Regions from separate parts of the Homo sapiens genome. Here region 2 is linked to region 1. The links are chromatin contacts, found by Hi-C or POLR2A ChIA-PET in ENCODE. All regions are on one chromosome and are shown on one strand. The core of a region is the stretch at or near the end of the contact, and the rest is flanking DNA. Distances in the headings are between cores, read along the strand shown.

Evidence for each region. Hi-C counts contacts between places; a loop is a spot of excess contacts on that map. ChIA-PET counts read pairs that join two places held with the same protein, here RNA polymerase II (POLR2A).
Region 2: a map of Right ventricle myocardium inferior shows a loop between it and region 1 (1.9-fold over the local background). The contact joins two enhancer-like sites. A Hi-C loop is called at or near these places in 1 of 168 maps with a recorded cell type or tissue (Right ventricle myocardium inferior). POLR2A ChIA-PET finds 5 or more read pairs at or near these places in 1 of 52 experiments (naive thymus-derived CD4-positive, alpha-beta T cell).

The regions. Positions count from the first base shown.
Region 1 is chr3:29,168,908-29,176,365 of GRCh38, reverse strand. No RefSeq gene overlaps it. Among named protein-coding and RNA genes, the nearest start is that of RBMS3-AS3, 110 kb to the left of the region's middle. Within about 2 kb of position 4,790, at least 2 of the 41 ENCODE cell types and tissues checked have a DNase peak (open chromatin) inside an H3K27ac peak, as active enhancers do.
Region 2 is chr3:29,406,073-29,413,530 of GRCh38, reverse strand. All of the region lies in intron 1 of RBMS3 (RNA binding motif single stranded interacting protein 3), which reads right to left. Among named protein-coding and RNA genes, the nearest start is that of RBMS3, 130 kb to the right of the region's middle. Within about 2 kb of position 2,695, at least 2 of the 41 ENCODE cell types and tissues checked have a DNase peak (open chromatin) inside an H3K27ac peak, as active enhancers do.

The DNA of each region.
Region 1 (7,458 bases), core at 3,541-6,040:
CCTCATAACAATGTTAAGAAGTAGTTATTATTATAATCTGCATTTTGTAGGTGAGGAAACTGAGGAAGAAAGAAATAAAATAACTTTAAAAGATAAGGTCATATAACTACTAAACTGTTGAATTGGGATTCAAATCCAGGCAGAGACTTCTTTCTTGGATTGGAATTCATGCTCTCAAATATTCTGCTATAATGCTGCTTAGCTTGGGTTCTTCCAAAGCAGATTTTAAGACAAAGACTGGGTTGGGTTTGTTTGTTTGTTTGTTTTGGGGGTGGGGGGAGGTAATCCCAAAAAGCAAACAGGAAGGAAGAAACAGAGAGAAAATGAAGAATCAATATAAATGTGTGTTATTGAGATCTATGTTATAAGGTATAATCCAAAAATATGATTCTAAACCTTCCAACCAACTAAATGGACCCCCTCCTCTCAGCCAAGGGCATTCCAAAACTAACCTGAAACACTAGTTCAGGCCATGATGGGAACATGGGGTCAGACGTACCTCATCGTACCCTCCTCCCTTTGGAATTCAGGTACAACTGACCAGCATTAACATTGAAACAGAGACCTTAAGGCTGACAAAGCAGACCCTTTGTAGCAATAAGATATTAACATGACAGATATCAGGCCCTGAAAGGAATTGAGTATTTTACCCCCAAGTATATTTAATATTGGGTTGTAACAAATATTAGTAACCAATTACTTTTGCACCAACATATTATGCCTAATATTTCTTTGATATATTTTGAAATGGGCCTGCAAATCCATTTCTTGTGGGAAAAATCTATATTCTGTGGAGAATCCCCTTCCCTTTCGAGGTCTTTTCTTATCCAGGAGATAAGTTAACTAAGAGTGTAGCAACTTTTTAAGTTTGATAAAATCATTTACAATCTATTCTCTCAGAAGCTTGCTACCTGGGGCTTCATCTGAATAATAAGAACCTTGGTCTCCATAACGTTTAATCTTAAACCCAGACACTCCCTTCTATTGATTCTATGCTTTTAGGTAAACTCAACCAATTGGCAATCAGAAAATCTTTGAATCCACCTATGGCCTGGAAGCCCCACCCACCCACTTCGAGTTGTTCCACCTTTCCTGACTGAAGCAATGTACATCTTATATGTATTGATTGATGTCTTATATGTCCCTAAAATATATAAAACCAAGCAGTAGTGTGACCATCTTGGGTACATATTAGGACTTTCTGAGGCTGTGTCATGAGCATGTCCTTAACCTTGGAAAAATACACTTCTGAATTGAAGCCTGTCTCAGATACTTTTCGGTTTACAAAGGTAAAGGCCCTGGATCCTGCTGAGGCCTCTGAGAAGTGTTCAAAATGTCACCTAGAATTGTCTACTGAAAGATGAGAGCTAGAGATTTTGCCACTGGGTAAGGGTTGCCCTCAAGGGAATCATCCTGCCAGTACTTCCAAGCTGTGTCTGGGCATGAGAAAACAAGCTCCCTTGGCATCAGAGAAAGCCCATGGGCAGAAAGTGGAAAGGTACACAAGTAAAATCGGGCAGGATGCTGTCAAGTGCTAGGTGAGGTAGAACTGTCCATCATAGTTGCAGCTGAAACCAGAGATGAGCCAGGGATGAGGATGGGGCAATGTGAATCAGTTACTACTATCAACTAAGTAAGAATAATACTTACTTAGAATAAGTATACTAAGAATACTTACTCTAAGAATAATAAGTGCAATGGTTATAATCATAATATCAATATTAATTGAACACCTGCTTCTACAGATCTTTCATGCATTGTCTCTCTGAATCATCAGAACAATCTAATGTTGTAGGTGTTATTATTCACATTTTACTGATGAAGAAATTGGAATGTACAGAGTTCGGGCAACTTGCTTAAGGACACACCAACTAGTAAGGATACAGAGCTAAGGATTAAAGGTTCAAAGGAAACAGAATTATGGTTAATTATCTTATTAACAATCTGTTGTGTCGAAAGAATAAAGCTCAGAAATGTCCTTAACATTTCTGTATTTCTGCACCACATATCCCACTGTGAAAGGGAGATTAAAAGAGAAACCATTATAGGTATATGGTAATATAAATATGTAGAGAAAGTCAATGATCCAAAAGAGCAGAAGATTGTTATAAGATGCAGGAATGGGAACTGCTTGCTGTTATAGAATAATACCATCTTTTCCTGTTGCTAATATGAATATCATGTGATAATGTACTAAAGTTACCTCAGGTTCAGCTATCAGTGATGATGCCATATTTGTCTCCTTTAAAAGTTACTCAGGGCCGGGTATGGTGGCTCACACCTGTAATTCCAATACTTTGGGAGGCCGAGGAGGGCAGATCACCTGAGGTCAGGAGTTTGAGACCAGCCTGGCCAACATGGTGAAACCCTGTCTCTAGTAAAAATACAAAAAATTAGCCAGGCTTGGGGACACATGCCTGTAATCCCAGGTACTCAGGAGGCTGAGGCATGAGAACCGCTTGAACCTGGGAGTTAGAGGTTGCAGTGAGCTGAGATCGGGCCACTGCACTCCAGCCTGGGTGACAAGAGTGAAACATCATCTCAAGAAAAAAAAAAAAAAAGTCACTAAGTCACTATTGGTGAAGGTCCTCAGCAAGAAGAAATTGCAAGATAATTCTAGAACTAGCCAATAAATTTACACTGAAACCACTTTATGTATATTCTAATTAAAAATATTGCTTTAGTCTTAAGGAGAATTTATGCCCTTTCTGGTAAGTACTATTAAAATATTTGGAGTATACTACATATACTAGTAGACCAGAGTATCCTATAATAATTATTGTAGCAGACATGTTTCTGCAGCCTTTGCAGTCCAGCTAGTCCTCTTACAGCTCCCGCTGAAGCACATTTTAATACAAACATGGTTATTCCAGGTGACTTCCCCAACTTGAGTCTGAGTGAACCAGGTAGTGGCCTGAACAAGACTGAACCAATCAGATGTCTTTTCTGGAAATACAGAAATATCATGTGATGAATTATAAATCTCTATAGGGAATTCGAATTAAGAAGTGATGTCAAGGAAAAACTGGGATTTAGTTGTGTGAATGAAGCCACAGACAAAAAAAGTCTGTCTGGGAAGGGATAACAGAGAGCAGGAGTGAGAGAGGCAGGGGTCTGAGACGGGGAGAGGGAGAAAGAAAAAGTATAGACCATAATAGAGATAAGAGAAGATTTTATTCAAAGGTAGTGAAAGAAATGTTTCAGTTCTGGATGGCTTCTTAGTTTTTGGCTCCAGTTTCTTGCAATACCTGGATCCACTACTGATTCTGAGCTCCATAAGGCATTCCTTTATCCAAATATTAAGTTATTCTTTTCTGCCTAGAAGATCTTGAGTAGAAATTGCAATTAAATGACCACTGACTAGGCAAAATGGAAGGAGCAGATGCACAGAAAGAAGCAGAGCTGAAGGACCATGTGGCTCAGAGAGAGAAACCAAGGACTTTCTGGTTCTGATAAGATGTGTCACATGTTTCATAGGAATCCTGTGTATCATTCCAGTGACTCCCGCTTTGTCTTCGCTAGCTTGAATAATTTATATTCCTAACAACCAAATGGTTACTTTTTTTTTTTTTTTTTTTGAGATGGAGTCTTGCTCTGCTGCCCAGGCTGGAGTCCAGCGGCGCTATCTCGACTCAATGCAAGCTCTGCCTCCCAGGTTCATGCCATTCTCCTGCCTCAGCCTCCCAAGTAGCTGGGACTACAGGTGCCTGCCACCACGCCCGGCTAATTTTTTGTACTTTTAGTAGAGACAGGGTTTCACCGTGTTAACCAGGATGGTCTCGATCTCCTGACCTGGTGATCCGCCCACCTCGGCCTCCCAAAGTGCACCGCGCCCCGCCAGTGGTTACTTTTTAGACACTGGTAATCTTCCCTTTTGTTTATGTCTTTTCATTTTCCACTGTAAAATGCATTTATTGTCCTTCATCTTTGGCTTTCAAATCAGCATTTCCACTTCACATTAAGGATTCAGTGACCCTCCATTGAAGATTTTAACGTCGTTTCAGTTCTAAAGCCATAATCACATAAGTAAAGATAAAAAGCCTGAACCAAACATTATACATAAATAATGACATTGTAAGTCAAGAAGTTATTATAAAACACTGCAAAGAATATGTGAGAAAGGCCATGCAGCAGATTCTTAAATATTTGTTTAGAAATATATCATGTATATGTAGCTTCTACTCCAAAAACATAGTGTTATAGGTTTCTACACCTATATTTTTTGTGTTTTTTTTTCCCCATTGTTGGTTTTATTTTAGCAGTATTCATTATGAACATCATGATTTGGGAGAATTAAAAAATGTTTACATACGTGTGTGTATATGTGTGTGTTGTGTGTTGTGTGTGTGTGTGTACTGATACACACACATGTGCATGCATTTTTTTTTAAGTACCCACAATGGACTTTTTGGTAAGCAAATGTCAACATAAAGTTCACGGAGAGGCTAAACGACTTCCTGTGTGTGTTTATTTCCCGTACTGCCTGTGAGGAAGTCTAAAAAGAACAGTTTCTACCCAACAGCTCTCAGAGTTTCAATAGGTTTTTCAAAGTTACCTCCCCACCCCGTGCCCCAAGCAAAGGATTCCCACTATGTGGTTTCTAAAGATTTCACTTACAACTTGCTGAATACAGAGCCTGAATGGACAGTAAAACCCATACCAAACCTCTCTTTGCACCCTGTGTGGGACAAGTGGTTACTTTGTTCATTTACAAAGGCCTAAAAAAGAGAGAGACAAACTGCCCTTATGGTATAAGAAGCTTCTTTCAAATAAATCCTTATAAAGGGATCTAAATCATGGCATTCAAAAGGAAGGAGGCTGCACAAGGAAATGGGTAGAAACTTTTAAGTTCTTCTCATACCCTGTCACCCCGGAGGAAGAGAAAATATATCTTCTCTTCTTTGACATTATCTTTTGTAACATTCCTCAAAGATGAGTCTCTAGCTTGGTCTCCGTAGATTTGCTTCTCTGAGGAAAGTCAGGCTTTTTTGTTATTGTTATTGTTACTCCCTTGACATGGGGATTGTCTTTATTTTTCCAACATCACTTGTTTTATGACTTGTAAACATAAAGTATCTGAGTGAGCTTTGCTTATCAGAGGCCCTTTTTATCAAATAATCATAAAACATGGTGCTTTCTGGCACTTAATTTTATTGTTATTGTCAAGCTTCAAAACTTCAAAGGGTGGAATGTGATAGAACATTTTTTGTGCTCTAGAAGACATGTTTTAGGGCTCTTGCCAGCCATGCTGTGCTTCCAGAGCTCCCACTGAAGACTGTCCCTAGACCAGCAAGGTTATACCAGGTGACCCCTCCTACTTACATCTGCTAGGACCAGGGAATCTCCTGATCTGCTTTGACTCCTCATATACTGTCTCCTAAAAATTGGGAATTGCCACTCAGTGACTAGGAAACCTCTATTAGGACACAATAAGAAGAAGCTCTGTCTACTATTAAATACTAATTATTACAACGACTCAGAGTTCTTCAGAGATTAGAACAAGGGTTTCTGGCATGAATGTGAATGGAGAGGCAATTTCAAATTCTGCCAGTTGCTTTAGCTGGGAAAGGATAGGTAGGTGTTAGACTTAAAGCCTAGACACGAATTTTAACCATGCCCATTTCTACTTAATGATCCTGAGTAAGTCACTCCAAAACTCTGCACCCTCCCCTCATCTGAAAATCCCTGGCTCATTGGGTTACTGTGGAAGTTAAAATAAAATGAGGTATGTGAAAGTATCTGGTACATAGATAATATTCCATAAAAGCATGTTGAAAAAGAGAACAGTAGAGAAAAGTTGTTCAGAGCGCAGGTTCTGGGGGCTGACTGCTGTGATCAGCATAATGCTGCTTACCCCCAGCTCTCTAATTTTGATAAACTCCTGTACCCTTCCTGTGCCTCCCTTTCTTTATCTGTAGAATTGGACTAATAATAGAACCCACCTTCTAAGATTGTCATTGGGATTAAATAAGTTAATAAAGCATATAATAGAGTTTCTTGTACTCATTACATGATGTTAATAACTATTATTGAATTTAAAAGCTACTATTATTTTTTATTCTTAAAACAATATAAACATATAACCTTGTTTACGGACAGAAATTTGTGAAAGCCTTGTCTCCTCTCCTTTTCTACTTCCTTCCCTTCCCCCCCTTCCTCTCTCTCAATTTTCCTCCCTCCCTCCTTCCTTCCATCACTCTCTTCCATCCTCCATTTCTTTCTTTGTTCCTTCCTTCCTCTCTTTCTAAATGAAAAAAAAAGTAGCATAGGCTAATTTCTTTACATTTGAGTAATTGATTCTAATACTCATTTTCCTTTTCCCTCCTAAAAGTTACTCTACAGCTCATTTCTGGCTCAGTGCACATTCAATGAACCCAAGCACACTAGTGCTCCTGCGTGAGTGTGTGGAAGATAAAGTCATACAGAACATCCCTGGAGGACAGTCCCACAGCCCCAGAGTAACTGCGACTGAAATGGGCTGATTCCCCAAAATGAAATTAGCCTATAAAAATGACGATACATTGAAAACGATTCTTACAAGTCTTTTAATAGTTTAACATCAAGAGGTAAGCTAGTTTATCTGTTTTAAGAGAAATGTCAATGCTAGACCATAAGTGATGCTAGGGCAGGAGTTAATAATCTTATCTCTGCACCTAATACCATGTCTGGTACACGATGGTCCACAAAAAAACCTATTCATTCATTAAACATTTAATGGGGCTGGCAGCGGGCCAGATACTGTGTAGAAGCTGGGAGTACAACCATGAGAAAGAAAGACACAGACTCTGCTTTTATAGATATTAATAATTAGCAAGAAAGGCAGACATTTTAATAAACAGAAAAATAGTGATATATTTGATATTTCTGTGGATCTTGAGTTCAGTAGAAAGCTCTGTCCTGGAGATTTAGAAGTCATCAGTGACTAAGACCATGCAAATGGACTGAGTTGAGAAGGCAGGGAGCTTAAGGCTATCACCAAATTTATTAGTATAAGCTTAAGGTGATGAGCTAATTCAATTAGGCCCCGTATCCAAAAAATTAATTCCCATCGGCCAAAGACATAAGGAGTGGCTTATTAGTGGAAAATTCTATAAAATTACTGTTTCCATGCTGCAAAGTATGGCAAAGTACCATGAGTAGTTTGCCCTTGGCAAGTTCATTCTAATATTAGTACCACTTATTGAATCTCTACTTCAAAGGGCACAGATTATTGGGAGTTTTCATTCTCAAGCACAGAATATACTCTCTACCAGTCATGAAAATCATTACAGACTAAAAAACTGTTTTGAGTATCAGAGAACTAAGGATAGAGTAACCACTAAATCGTAGTAACAAATGATAATCATCACCCAAGAACTATCCTATCCATCACAAAACTTTAGTTGCAATAACCCCCTCCTGCATCCTCTCTAAGGAATCTTGCCAGAAGTTATGTGTCTTCAGCATTGTATGATTTAT
Region 2 (7,458 bases), core at 1,446-3,945, 240 kb before region 1:
TATTTGAGTTATTAAATTCTTATTAGTATATACATACACATCATTATCTGGTATTCCTAACAAAATTATACTGCATTTCTCCTAGCTTTTCTGCTGCAACTCTGTGTATGTATGTATGTATGTATGTATGTATGTATGTATGTATGTATGTATGTATGAATGAGATGGAGTTTCACTCTCTTTGCCCAGGCCGGAGTGCAGTGGCACGATCTCAGCTCACTGCAACCTCTGCATCTGGTTTCAAGCGATTCTCCTGCCTCAGCCTCCTGAGTAACTGGGATTACAGGTGCACACCACCACATCCAGCTAATTTTTTGTATTTTTAATAGAGACAGGGTTTCACCATGTTGGCCAGGCTGGTCTCGAATTCCTGACCTAGTGATCTGCCTGCCTTGGGCTCCCAAAGTGCTGGGATTACAGGTGTGAGCCACCGCGCCTGGCTTTCTGCTGCCTCTCTTTTTCTTATGTGAGAAGAGAAATAATATTAATGTCCAAACAGGGCCATCTTCTCTTTTCAGTGCCGTCTAACCTAATAGTAGTATTTGAGCATGCTCTGAAAAAGCCATTTGAAAATGAGCAGTCTACTGCCTCCTGATTCCTGCTGCTGTTCTATATAAAATGCCTTCCTCCTGGTTCCCCAGTAGCCAAGCCTATTCATCCTGAAGGCAGGATTCAAATTTCACCTCCTCTGAGAAACCTTTATCATAGACAGATTTATCTCCTCCCTGCTTAAGGTTCTAGGAGACATTTTTTTCTCATGTCCCTGCTGGTGATAAACATTTTGTCCTTCAGTAGATATTTCTACCCCTGGAATGCTGAAGAGTTGAGGACAGGCCACGCAGCCAGCCACACTTCTGATTCTCAGCACTTACATATACATACTTGGAACAAAATCTTTCAGTTGGCACTTAATTAATCTTTGGCTGGAAGGTGAATTTTACCATAAAAGTCTAGTCAACAATGATTCTTCTTGGGAGACTCAGGGGTAATTCATCAACCTAACCCCCAATTATATTATTAGTTTTATTAGATAAGTATATGTTGCCTTATGTATCTATGAAAACATGGCAACTTGAGGAGTGGTTCTACTTGCCTTTATGCTTCTGGGGCTGTGGTAAGAACAAAAAAGGGAACTATAATAAATGTATTTTCTCCACCCTTCTCCTTCTGCAGTTCTCTGCCAAAACACCTGCAAGCATACTGCTTACAGACAAAACCACAGCATCTGGGCTACCCAAAAAGCAAGCATAGTGGCTTATGGAAATGTATTCGTTCATCACTGGCCAGGGAGAATACACCCACCCATTTCAAGCATAGTCATACATGACTGTCAAAACTGTGAGGAATATGAGCTCCTTATTTTTGGTCTCACTATATATGTACAAAGTGAATTTTGCCTGTTACAGAAATAGAGGGGCTAAGAGAGCTCATAAGATGTTTGCAATATATGTAAATAAGTGTCTTTTCTATTATAAACTAACTAAATGCACATTTGAATTTTAAAAATATTTGACTATCAACATTGACTTCTTCAAAAGTCTTAATTTAAATAAGTTCAAATCATTGTTACAATGTAGTTTTTCAACTATTTTGGTAAATAACTTATTTTATTCACATCCTTTGACAGACATGGGGCATTCATATGAGTTTCTTTCTGCTTCACATCAGTTTTGTGTATGTGTTTGAAACAATAAAAACTCCAGTCAATTCAGTTGCTATTTGTGAGTGGTGATGGAAAAGATCCATTCTTTGCTGGAAAAGCAATATATTTGTAGCAAATAGCTACCAACTTTAGTAGAGAAAATTATTTGCACACTGAACAGGGAAACTGCCAAAGCGAAGAACAGAGCATCTGCTATGGACAAGGGTGTAATTATCTTGCTCATCCAAACACCGTTGGGCATAAAAGTTTCACTCTCTCTCTCTCTGGCAAGACACTCTGCTCAGATTTTTAACACAACATTATTAGCAAATAATAACTAGTTTGGAAGTCCTGTCAATAAAAACAGTATGTCTTTTGGACCATTTCCTGAAAAATGGAAAACAGGCGCTAATCTGATAAAATCATGAATCATTTTAGTGCCAAAATGATCAAAAGCATCATTTCTGTCCTGTCTTAAACATGTCAGATGTCTTTATACATTGTTTGCTATAGAATGAGGATTTGTCAAAAGAGGAAATATCTATCTTTCTGGTTCCAGATTACAAGTTATTGTATGCTTCTAAAAACGATTTTCTGATTTGTAATGTTTTCTTTACCCAGGAGGTGAGATTACCATTACTTTTATGCCACCTTACCTTCGTTGAGAATGAAATATGAGTAGATCTTTCTGCTAGGCCAGATTAACAAAATGAAAGAAGCCTGTTTATGATGAATGGATATCAGATATCAAAGGATAGCTGCTTTTCTGATTATGTTGTTGCCACTTCTAACTTTTCTCTGGGGATTTCAATCTGAGATGGGCAAGAGACTTGAGTCTACTCAAAAAACCACCAGAAAAAAGTGGTTGAATTTCCTTTTCCAATTGCTTACATGTAGTTGTGTTGCTTTTTTTTTTTTTTTAAGAAGAAAGGGATAGGAATCATGAAGTCATTTCCAGCAAATGTCCTTAATAGGCAAGCTTGCCAAAATATCACCGTGCCCCTGTCTTTCCCAAAACCTTCCAACAGCTATCAGCAACAGCTGACAAGCACTAGCTAATTTGAAATTGTATGTTCTCTCCTGTCAACACCAGACCACACACACAGCTTTGAAAAACACCCAGTGAATACCATAATTTTTAAACAGAGGGCTCATCATGTTCCATTTTCTTGTGCTTAAAAAGTAATATGTACTTTCTATTCAGAATTTAAAAACCTTCACCACCCTTTGAAGTTTTAGATTTAAAATTTTATTCTTTGGCATCTGAAGGAAGAGGACATCAAATATTAGAGGCAATAAAGCAAGTAGAAGTGACAACTTCCCCTAAGGTTGGTGGTACCAGACACTGGCGCAAATTCATCCATCTGCATGTCTCAAGGACATATTCCCACATGAGGATCTAGGAGGGAAAGTGTCACGGAACGAACAGATGGGCTTCCTTGCCTAGACTAGCCTAATGGAGCTTTTAGGCAATTTGCATACTAGCTGTCAGTGACACAGGTGTGTGTCAAGACTTGAGAGAAGCTAAAAGAAACCTTATATAGGGTATACTTTCATGCTGATTCATGCTTGCCTTCATTGTGAATGCTAATAGGTGATATTTGTTAGAAGGCCAGCAGTTCAGTGGTGGCACTTTGTTTTTTCCTTCTAAGTTACAGGCTGCAGGCAGTTCAGTGTGGGTTCAAGTCAGAATAATTTACATTCCAATAGAAGGCTAATACTGAAGTCTTGCTCTTTTTATTAGTGAAACATATCCAAAATAGTATTTCCATGCCTTCACTTTTTATTAAATATGTTGGATCTTTTCTGGTCTTATGGTCAAACATTTGAATGTTGAAATGTTGAGAGCTGCCTGACTCTAGTACAATCTCATTACCTGAAAGAAAGAAACGGTGGCTGCCAAAACCAATGTGAACATTCCCAGGGCTCATCAAATTCTAGAAAGTTTCAACTTTTCTGCAATCCAATAACAGACCCATAACAGTGCACAGTATACTGAAGTAATGAAAAAAAAATCAATTAATTTAAGTAGCATTACATTATGTGTTACATACTGCAACTTGCTCCTTGACCTTGACCACATAAATTATCTGCCATTTTGATAGGCAGGCACATTGATGCTTCAAGTGAACCACATCTTCCATAATTCATACCCCAGTCCAGTATACTCTCACATTAGCTCTGAGTTTAGCCATAGATTTGCTGCAACCAAAAGATAGTCACGAGTATGATAAAGCAGTGGTTAGATAAGCACTCCCACACATTGGAGCTTATTATCCTGGGATGCTCCCAAGAGAATAACTAAGTAGTTTAGAACCCAACTACTCAGCCTTTTGGAACCCATCCACTATGCTGTAAGGAAATAATCCCAACAACATAATTTCCTGATGTCGATTTACTCAGACAAGCTTTGGGGACAATAATTTGTACTTACTGCAATGAAGACTGTGTTGTGTTAGGGCTGAAACATATGTCATTTCAGGCCCAGAATATCCTTCTAGAGAGGGAGGCCACATGGAGAGACTCTGGAGAATGAGATAATATATGAAAAAAGAGTCCAGGTAGAGAAGTACTGAGGTGCCGCAACTGAGGTGTCCCAGCCAAACTCTTCAGTGACTGGAGTAACCCCAATTGGTACCACGTGGAGCAGAGGCCTGCTCTGTCAATGAAAAGAATCATTAGAAAAAATAGTTATTGTTTTTAGCTACTTTTTTTTATCTATTTCTATTTGTTATACAGAAAATAACTGAGATTTTCTAAAATGAAACTTATTTCTGAGATTCTAATGGACAGCTAACTTGCTGTGCGACATTAAAACTGACAGAGGCTGTTTTCTCATCTATATTACGAGCAAGTTGAATTAGATGGTCTCAGAGGTTCCTTTCAACTCTGATAGTCTATTGCATTCTATACCAGGAGTAAAATAAAGTGTGCAAGCATCCTGACTGCAATAGCAGACTAATTATGCAACATTGCATCCTTAAAAGAAAGGAATTTTAAGTTGGCAGCCATGGTCTAATATAAGTTCACCAGAGAACAAAACATGCTTTGTGAAAAAGCCCTCTAGCTCAGGCTCATCACAGCTGATCATTTTGATACAGATTCTTCAACTCTGTATTGTACATATTCTGACGAAAAATATTAGTTGGTACAGCGATTACACAATATAACAGTGTAGGTACTTCTCAGAAAAGCTGGGGTCTGCTGCTGTAAACTCATTTTATGATTTAGAAAGAAAATATATATATAAAAAAAGTGTATCATAATGACATTAGAGAGTCAGAAGTCTGTGCCTATGACATATAACCCCCCTAAAAGTACAGGGTAATTTAAAGACCATTATCAAATGTCTATTCTGTAACAATTAAGTACAAAGAATAGGTCATACATTTTCTTGACCCTTAGAGATTTTTTTTCCTAAACCATCACTTTTATAGTGCTTATGGTATGTCATACACTGTTCCAAATATTTTACAGATGAGGAAATTGAGGCACAGACAGATTAAGTGCTTAATCAAAAACTTAAGTCAAAAGAGATCTGTGATTCCAATGTACATTAAACAGAAACATTTTATTTACATAATTTTCCTACTTCCTTTTTTTTTTTTTTTTTTTTTGAGATGGAGTCTCGCTCTGTCATCCAGGCTGGAGTGCAGTGGCGCAATCTCGGCTCACTGCAAGCTCCGCCTCCCGGGTTCACACCATTCTCCTGCCTCAGCCTCCCAAGTAGCTGGGGCTACAGGCACCCGCCACCACACCCAGCTAATTTTTTGTATTTTTAGTAGAGACGGGGTTTCACCGTGTTAGCCAGGATGGTCTCGATCTCCTGACCTCGTGATCTGCCCACCTCGGCCTCCCAAAGTGCTGGGATTACAGGCGTGAGTCACCGTGCCCAGCCAATTTTCCTAATTTCTAATGACTTTGAAAATTGAGTAAATTAGGACTGCTCTCCTCTGAGTTCCATAATGTCTCTTAAGGATATTAATATTTATTTACTAATGTTATTTTCATTAATAGTGTGAATTCTATTATTAGTCAAGTTAGAATATTTATGCACAAAAATATTACAACAGCATAACTTCATGATATTGATTTATTCAGACAAGCTTTGGGGATAATCATTTGCATTGACTGTAAAATAAGACTGTGCTAACAGGGCAGAAATATGTGGCATTTCAGCCACAGAAGCAAGTGTAATGCTCAAGCCTAACTCAATCATCTGTTAGAGGGAAGAGGGAGAAAGATATAGAAACATTTAAGTACCTGGCTAAATGGTTGGGCCCTGAAAACAGCTTTCTATATTAAGATTATTTGACTCTACATAATTTAATCACATTGCATTTATTATATAATATGCATATTTAAATCAAATTATAAGCATAATGTAGCTGCCTTGACTAAGATTTTTGACTATGTATATTTTAACCAAATTATCATGAGTAGATTGATAAGAAAGATCACCCTTAATGTTCAGCCACAGAATGCAGCGGTAAGAAATGGGGACTCTGAAACTGACTGCCAAGGTCGTGTACATACACCTCAGTCGCTAGTCAGGTGACTTTGGGAGAAGTTATTTAACTTCTCTGTGCCTCAGTTTCCATGTCTGAAAACTGAGAATAAGGCCAGTATCAACCTTCTTAGGCAGTTGTGATAATCCAGTGAACTGAGCAGATGTTAAACCACTTTAGAACAGTCCCTGGCAGTGAGCAAGTGTGCAGTGATTGTTGGTCATTGTTATCATTTGTATTGTTCTTGTTTTTAAGTTTATCACTGAACTGCATTGGAATGTACATTGATTCTACAAAATGTATTGCATAGCTTCTGCATCAAGTCAGAACTTCAACCTGGAGACCCATCTATAAGGAGATCAGCATGCATCTAAGTTTCATGAATATGAGCTTAAAAATAGTAATCTAACTCACAAAGTTAAGGTCATTTCTTCCTTGGCCAAAGAAACCTGGATATAGGTAAGTGACTGTGATGCAGACAACAAATTTGATTTTCAAATTTAAAAATTCTGCCTATTTTAACTATTGTTTTACTACTTAACAATTTCAAAGGAGTAAAATAATATTTTGGGATTTCTAACTGAAAGTAGTCAACAAAAACTAAAAAATTAGTTTAATGAAAAAAAGTATTAAACTATAAATATATGTTTGTGTATGTGTATGTGCATATAAACTTGTATTTTTTAACACAGTTCAGGGTTTAGCTTAGGGTTACAAAAAACAGTTTCAACATCAAGCCCAGTCTTGGCTCATGATATGTGTGCTATAAATATTTGCTCAAATATTGAATGACAAGGCAAAGGAGTAGAACTTAACAAATCATGTGTAAAAACTGTTTGGCTTGATTATTCAGGGGAGTTGTGATGTGGTTTAATGAGCCAGACCACCTTTCAGCCAGACATAGAAAGGGGCTTGGATTGTCATTCAGGGAGTTGTAGCAGTTTGAAATAAATGAATTGCTCTGTGTCAGTTTTTGTGACTAAAAGCTACAGTCATAGCTTTTAGTACAGATTTCATTTTTAATAATCTCCTTAAAAATCACTAAAAATATCATCCCACCGTGTAATTTGTTTCTTTCACACTGTTGGCACTCCTACTGTTTAAAACTAATTGCTTTTTTACATTATCTTAAGGTCAGTCTCAACAGAATGAATTTGGAGACAGCACAACTGTGAGCCACAACCATTTAACACATCAAGAGCAGATCTCGATGCTGAATGAATGTCTCCTTCAGAATTGCACCGAAGATACCTAATTTAATTTGCCTCTAGGCAAACATCACAATGACTGACAGTATAACTTTAAGGT